2 separate regions of the Homo sapiens genome follow, and region 2 is linked to region 1. Evidence: chromatin contacts called from ENCODE Hi-C or POLR2A ChIA-PET data. All regions are on one chromosome and are shown on one strand. The core of a region is the stretch at or near the end of the contact, and the rest is flanking DNA. Distances in the headings are between cores, read along the strand shown.

What was found. A loop is a pair of places that touch in the nucleus more often than their neighbours do. ChIA-PET counts read pairs that join two places held with the same protein, here RNA polymerase II (POLR2A). Pooled maps may share reads with other maps.
Region 2: a loop to region 1 is called in a pooled map, with 13 times the contacts of the local background. The contact joins the promoter of DPP3 here to the promoter of YIF1A in region 1. A Hi-C loop is called at or near these places in 1 of 168 maps with a recorded cell type or tissue (posterior vena cava), 2 of 37 single-sample maps with no recorded cell type and 14 of 50 pooled maps. POLR2A ChIA-PET finds 5 or more read pairs at or near these places in 7 of 52 experiments (CD4-positive, alpha-beta T cell, GM10248, HEK293 and 4 more).

The regions. Positions count from the first base shown.
Region 1 is chr11:66,287,683-66,291,189 of GRCh38, forward strand. It overlaps YIF1A (Yip1 interacting factor homolog A, membrane trafficking protein), which reads right to left and starts at 1,461. Exons shown (of 8, transcript NM_020470.3): 1 at 1,273-1,461; 2 at 399-610; 3 at 130-234. The coding sequence starts at 1,303. RefSeq lists a silencer at 1,078-1,537 and enhancers at 1,476-1,770, 1,638-1,777.
Region 2 is chr11:66,479,149-66,482,721 of GRCh38, forward strand. It overlaps DPP3 (dipeptidyl peptidase 3), which reads left to right and starts at 1,286. Exons shown (of 18, transcript NM_130443.4): 1 at 1,286-1,317; 2 at 3,045-3,322. The coding sequence starts at 3,053. It overlaps DPP3-DT (DPP3 divergent transcript), which reads right to left and starts at 1,101. Exons shown (of 4, transcript NR_120586.1): 1 at 891-1,101. RefSeq lists enhancers at 112-679, 1,256-1,425 and a silencer at 1,066-1,115.

The DNA of each region.
Region 1 (3,507 bases), core at 211-2,710:
GTGGCAGTGGCAGCAGCGGCCACATCAGGAGGGGAAGAAGAGAAAAGAGGAGAGAAGGGGGTTGAGGTCTGGGGGCCAGACTCGGGCAGAATGAGGAAGGCCCACCAGCTCCCTTGGTAGGAAGCTCACCTGGTGTGTGTAGGGGAAGACCAGCAGCCCTAGCTTCTTGGCCACGTAGGCTGTGTCCACAGCAAAAAAATACTTGAGTTTGCTCACAGACACAAAACGGTGCAGCTGGGAGGGGAGAGAGGAAGCTGTGGGCAAGCCGCACCCCAGGCCTCAGGGTGCCCCTCTGTGTGCTCCATCCCTGAGGGCACTGTGAGGAATCGGGTGGAATCCCATGATGCCCCAGCCCTAGCCAAAAATTCTGCCACCCGTGCCCCGGGGGCAGGCCACACCTCCTTGTGCACCATGTCCTTCCCATGGGATGCGATGGAGCTGCCATAGGCCATAGCCACATTGGCCATTGGGTCCCCAAGCAAGTGGTTGACACTGAAGGCCACGTCTGCTCCTGTGGCTGGGTATCCCCCGGGCTGGCTGGAATAACCACCGCTTGTGTCATCGAAGAGGGGAGGGGGATCCGGGGCTGCCCGGGCCCTGTGCTTGGAGCCTGTGGGTTTGGAGGTATCAGAGTAGATGACAGAAATACCAAGCATGAGCCCAAACCACCGCCCCTTCCCTGGCTGGACAGCCCTGCACGGGTCCTGGAGGCACCGATCAGTGAGGGGACCCCAAGCTGGGTGAGGGGGAGCTAACTGAGAAAAAACTGTGATGAGGGATCCTTTGCGAGAAATCCGTTGCTAAATGTAGGCAAAGAAAGAGCTGAGGCAGCGCCTAGAACTGGTTGCCCACTTGGGGTTTCTGAAGGCCTCTCACTGGAAGTGACCTCTGAACTGAGCCACAGTGAGTAGAAGTGTGCTAGGTGAAAATAACTGGGAGGGCATCCTTCCGTGAACAAAGCTGGGAGAGGCGACAGCTGGCTACCTGGAGGCCCTGGACAGTGATCAGGGACCTCATCAGGTTCACAACAGTCAAAGGAGTTTCTGGAGGAGGAGGCGGACCCCGTTTTTGCCCGACTCCGGCATGGGATTCCCAGGACTGGGCCGAGAGGGCGAAGTCCGGGACGTGTTGGAGTGTTACGAGGGGCAGGAACCCGAGTGACACCCCCGCCCTGGGCGGCGGTCCCAGTCGCTATCTCCCTCGGGGTGAGCGGGCCACGCCGCCGACTCTCCCCCCGCCGGCCGCGCCGCGCCCCGCCCGCGCCCCACGCACCGTGGGCTCCGTAGCCCGAGTGATAAGCCATGGCCGCGACGCTCGCTGTCCCCGAGGGCCCGCTGCGCCGCCTCGTGGGTACGAATACTAATGAGGCAGCTGCTCCGCGCCCAGGGTACCGACCGAGGCCACCCGGCCGCGCGACACGTCCCCCACCCCGCCGGTCTCGGCCACCATGTCCGTGGCGTCATCCCCCGCGCCTGCCATTGGCTCTTCGGCGGCGCCGGCTCGCCCCTCCCCTCTCCCAATTGGCCACTGACGAGCTCTGGCCTGAGCGGATTCGGCAGAAGGCAACATCCGGGTGAGGGACAGGCGGAGCGACTTGCGGTGCCTGGGATTGGATCACGGGCTTGCCAGTTCACGGTGGGAACAGCCAATAGAAGAGTTAAGAAAGAAGGTGGGCGAGAATTATTTGCGCGCCTGCGCGGTGAGGCACTTGACGCACCCTGCCACGACTACACCAGGGAGTCGAGAGGTAACCTGCAGCCGGAGTCAGGAGCAAAGCTTCCTTGGTGGGACGTACTCCAGGAGGGAACGGGGCGGTCGAGTTCCAACCAAGCCCTGCCCTTCGGGGCGCCTGTTTCTCCCTCTCTGGGCTTGTTTTCCTCCCCCGTCACCTACACTTCACCCAATCTTGGAACGGAGCCCCGGCAGACCCGGAGGTGGTGGTGGGAGGCCGGACCTATCAGTGACAGAGCTGCCAAGCAAGCCCCAGGATGCTGACTCCACCCGCCTCCCACTCCTCTTCTCCGCGCGGGTGCTGTCCGTCGTCCGGTGCTGAAAATGTCCTCCCGCCTCAGCCGCCATCCTGTAGACTCCCGGGGGCCTGCGTATGGGAAGATTTGGGGTCTCGAACCACACGCTCCTAGCGAGCGCGTGGCCGCACGCACACATACACGCATACTGCAAAACTGGGGCCCAGAGGATCCGAAGTCTGAGAGATTGGGTGGTATAGGTGGGGCAGGATCCTGCCCCGGGCCTGTCCCATAGACTCTCCCGTAGTCCAGCAGATTTGGGGGCAGAGGTGTGCTGATTTGCGTCCTGAAGCTGCAGCCTAAACTCCTGAGTCATCGCCGGGCCTGTGGTCTTCTTGAAGTGAGGCCCCTAAGCCTCACTTGTAGTCCCGGGGGTTCCTTTCTCTCCACCCAGGTTCTGATCACTCCCAACCCCGCGGAGACAGTCTTCAGGGGCCTCCCTCTCACAGACCTTCAGCCACCGCTTTCTAGAGAGCATGAGCAGGTTCTCTGCGACCTCTCTAATTAGCTACCAGGTATCCAGTTACACCAGATGACCTTCCTGCTCCCCAAACTCAGCCCACGTGGTCTGATTGCAGTGCCATTGCCCAGAGGTCCCCTCCACCTGGGATGCCCTTCCCCCTCATATCCACTTGTCCATAAGCCTAGTTATCTTTAAGAGTTAGTTCATCTCGTGCCTCTCAGAGGGACAAAGGGGACAGAGACCTGACCCGGTCAGGGGTGGAGGTCATAGGTTGGGTTCTAGGCCCCCTCTGGGTGCACCCAATTTGCCCTGCATGTAAGTTCCATGAGGACAGGCCCTGTTGTCATTCTCCACTTCCACCCTTGTCTTCCCAGTGCCAAGCACAATACTTGCATATGGAAGACACCCAATAAACATCTGTGTCCAAGAAATTCATAATAAATAGATAAAACCCTGGACCAGTCCTTTCCTGTGTCCACATCTCAATTACCTAATCTTTAAGTGGGTAAGGATGTTTAATTGAATGGTCTTTGAGTTGCTCTTTGCCTGAACACACGCACATACAAAAATGAATTAACCCACCAGTATTGCAGCTCATTTTCTGCCCATATTGTCTAGTTTGGGAGCAAAGCCAGACCCAGACACAGATGTGAAGATCTGAGGCCCTGGAGGGCTAGGAGGTAGCACTGGGGCCACGTGTACCTGGGAGGGGGTCATCTAATGCAAGTCAGTTCCCATGTCACTGCAGGGCACAATGGATACTTGTAAACTGAATCCAAAACCTTTCTATGTCTTTTCTTTTCCTTCTTTCTTTCTTTATTTCTTTTTCTCCCTTTCTTTCTGTCTTCTTCTTCTTCTCCTTCTCCTTCTCATTCTTCTTCTCCTTCTAGGCAGGGTCTCACTTTATCACGCAGCTGGAGAACAGTGGTGCAAACACAGCTCACTGCAGCCTCTTACTCCCAGACTCAATTGATCCTCCTGTCTTAGCCTCCCAAGTAGCTGGGAATACAGGTGCAC
Region 2 (3,573 bases), core at 36-2,535, 190 kb after region 1:
CATTTCAACTTCACCTGTCAGCCAACTTTATACCCATTTTAAAGACAATGAAAACGGAGGCACAGGAAAGAAGAGGGGTGACTTTCCTAAGGACACCGACCAACTTGTTGAACTCCCCCATATAACAAGTAATCATCAAAGCTAACAGCTTGTAACACTGTTGTGTCAAGCAGGGCCTTGGGCACCTTTGTGGATGAGAAACTGGTGTCTATGGTAAGCAGAGGCTGTCTGGCCTAGACACGGGCGTAGCAAGGAGACCGTGCGGGATTTCAGTACCCAAACGCCCCTCACCCTGCGCAACTATAGGGAGCGGCACTGCAGTCAACACATCACAACTTACAATATCCCTTGGATTGGATTCAATTATTAGCCTGGTTTTCCGGTTCATAAAGCCAAGACTCCCAGACAACCTCACTCCACCCCCCAGTCTGACCCTGGGCCCTCACCACTACTCCCCATTTGGCCTAGGCCCTTCCGCATGCCCCACCCAGACCGTGGTCCCGTGAGTCCGTCCAGACCTGTAAAAGTGGACCGCGGGCCCGCCTCTGCTCTGGACTCCCTTTCGGGGCCGCAGGAGGCTTTCTCATCCATCAGGCATCTGGCAAGCACCAGGAAACTACCAGCCTGTTTGTGCTAAGGAAACTGAGGCTCGGGAATGTTTAGCGGCTCCTTCCAGGCCCGTGGCGGGTGGGTGGTGGTACAGTGAAGCAGTCGAGGCGTTTCTCCGCGCCCCTACACGGGTGGGACCACCTCAGCCCTGGCCCGATCCCACTCAACCGTAGCCCCGATTCCCGGCACCGAGAGCTTTGCAACTTCCAAGTCTCCACCCCCAGGTCCCGAGTCCCGAGAGGAAGGTGGAGCCACATTACTCCTATTGTGTAGGTTCCCACCTGCAAGAGTGCTGTCGGGTCCTCTGAGGTGAAACCCCAAAGGAAAGCGGGATCGGGACTGGGGGAGGGGGATTCCCAAGTCCCTGACACCCGCGCCGTCTCGGCCTGGGCTTGGTGACCTCGTCAGTCCCGTCTGCCGGGACTAGGCCGCGGCCAGGCCGGGCACAGCGGTACCCGGTCCGGCGCGTGTGCGGCCTGCTGACAAAAGGCCGAGCCCGCAGGGCCAATCCGCGCGCCACCCCGTAGCGCCTGGGGGCGGGAGCGGGCGAGCCGAGAAGCTCGTCTTGGCGCGTCTATTGGCTGGTACTGACGCCCATCCGGACCCCGAGGCCAGGCAGTTGGCCAAGGGGGGCGGGGTTCGCAGAGCCCCAATGAATGGGGGAGCCGGAAGCAGGAAGTGAGTTTGCGAACGGAGCAGCTGCTGCAGGTGAGGCGCGGCGCCTGGGCTTTTGGGGTCAAAGCGTGTCATCCCGGGGGACCAAGGCGAATCCATACTGAGCGCAAAATCGTTCCCTTTCTGCCCACTCTCCAGTACCCCCTCCAAATTCACCCCGCCCTCGAGGCCAAGGAGTGCTCCGGGGAGCAAAGAGTTAACAGCCCTTTCCGAACCTCGAGGCTGTGCTATTGGGGCGGGGCTTCTGGAGGCCGGGGCAGGGCGAGGAGGCTGGACACTCTGTCCCAGCCGGGACGGGGCGTGGCGGGGAGAATGCCCCGGGTTGGGGAATCCCCGGGTTCCAACGGGGCTGTCAGACCTTCAGTAAATTGTTGCCCTTTCCAAGCCTCAGTTTCCCTATCTGTAAAATGGGCTTTCTTCTGGTTGTGAACTTCTGTGGCTTCCCTGGTGGAGCACAGGGAGCGAGCAGGAGAATGGAGGGCCAAGGAAAAGGCATTTAGAGGGATGAGAATGGGACAGTTTCAAGCAAAATCATTTATTGCTGTGGATACTTTCCGTCCAGGGCGACTTCATCTGATTAGCGCACCCACCTGGTAATATTGGGGTTATTCTCTCTTTTATAGAGGAGGAAACGGAGGTACAGAAAAGTGAAGCAATGGACTTGACTTTTAGGAGTCTGGGGCCGAGTCCTGGCTAAAGGCTGAGCCTTCCAGCTGGCGGCCTGGCACTTTATCCTTGTGAGCACAGTGGAAAGTGTAAAGAATTCTGAACAAAGGCCAGGCGCGGTGGCTCACGCCTGTAATCCCAGCACTTTGGGAGGCCAAGGCAAGCAGATCGCTTGAGGCCAGGAGTTCGAGACCAGCCTGGACAAAATAGCGAGACCCCGTCTCTATCAAAAATACAAAAAATTAGCTGGGCATGGTGATGCACGCCTGTAGTCCCAACTACTTTGGAGGCTGAGGCAGGAGAATCGCTTGAACCCGGGAGGCGGAGGTTGCAGTGAGTCAAGATCATGCCACTGCACTCCAGCCTGGGCAACTAAGTGAGACTCCGTCTTAAAAAAATAATACTGAACAAGGAAGCAGGGAGGGGCCTGGGCTGGGAGCCTAGAGATGAGGATCTCTGCTGCTGATGTCTCCATTGTGGGATTAGGCAAGGCTCTTAGCCTCTCTGAACCTCAGTTTCCCCATCTGTAATACTAGGTAGTTAGAGTCAATCAATTTTTTTTTTTTTGAGGTGGAGTCTCACTCTGTTGCCCAGGCTGGAGTGCAATGGTGCGGTCTCAGCTCACTGCAGCCTCCACCTCCTGGGTTCAAGTGATTCTCCTGCCTCAGCCTTCCCAGTAGCTGAGATTACAGGTGCCTGGCACCAAGCCTGGCTAATTTTTGTATTTTTAGTAGAAAGGAGGTTTCACCATGTTGGTCAGGCTGGTCTTGAACTCTTGACCTCAGGTGATCCACACACCTCGGCCTCCCAAAGTGCTGGGATTACAGGTGTGAGCCACCATGCCTGACCTTAGAGTCAATCTTTAAGGTTTAGGGACTACAGACCAAATATGGTCCACCAGTGTATTTTGTGACCCCTTGGGTGAGTCATCTCACCTTCTCTAAGCCTCAGTTAGCATATCTGGTGAATGGGTACAATAGTATTCCCTTCCACATGGGCTTTTGGGAGGATTAAATGAGATCATAAGAGTTCAGAGCCAGGTATGCAATTGGTATGGGGTAAACAACAGCTGTGATGACAGTGATGGTTCTCAGCAGGGCCCATGGCGGACACCCAGTACATCCTGCCCAATGACATCGGCGTGTCTAGCCTGGACTGCCGTGAGGCCTTCCGCCTGCTGTCACCCACAGAGCGCCTCTATGCCTACCACCTGTCCCGTGCCGCCTGGTACGGAGGCCTGGCTGTGCTGCTTCAGACCTCCCCTGAGGCCCCCTACATCTATGCTCTGCTCAGCCGCCTCTTCCGCGCCCAGGACCCCGACCAGCTGCGCCAACATGCCCTGGCTGAAGGCCTTACCGAGGAGGAGTATCAGGTCAGTTCTCTTGGGCCAACCCACATTACCTGAGTGGCTTCTGGGTGTGAAAGACCAGGATGCAAATGTCTGTCTCTTTCAAGGGGTAGGTGGAGGATTAGACCAAAGGTTACAAATTCAGGCACTTCCCCTCTCTGGAGCCTCAGTCTTCTCACCCGTAAAATATGCATGTGGGATGTCTGTACCTCTTAGTGTTGTGATGACCCACTTAGAACAGTGCCTGACTTCAAGATAAATGATGGCTGCTGTGA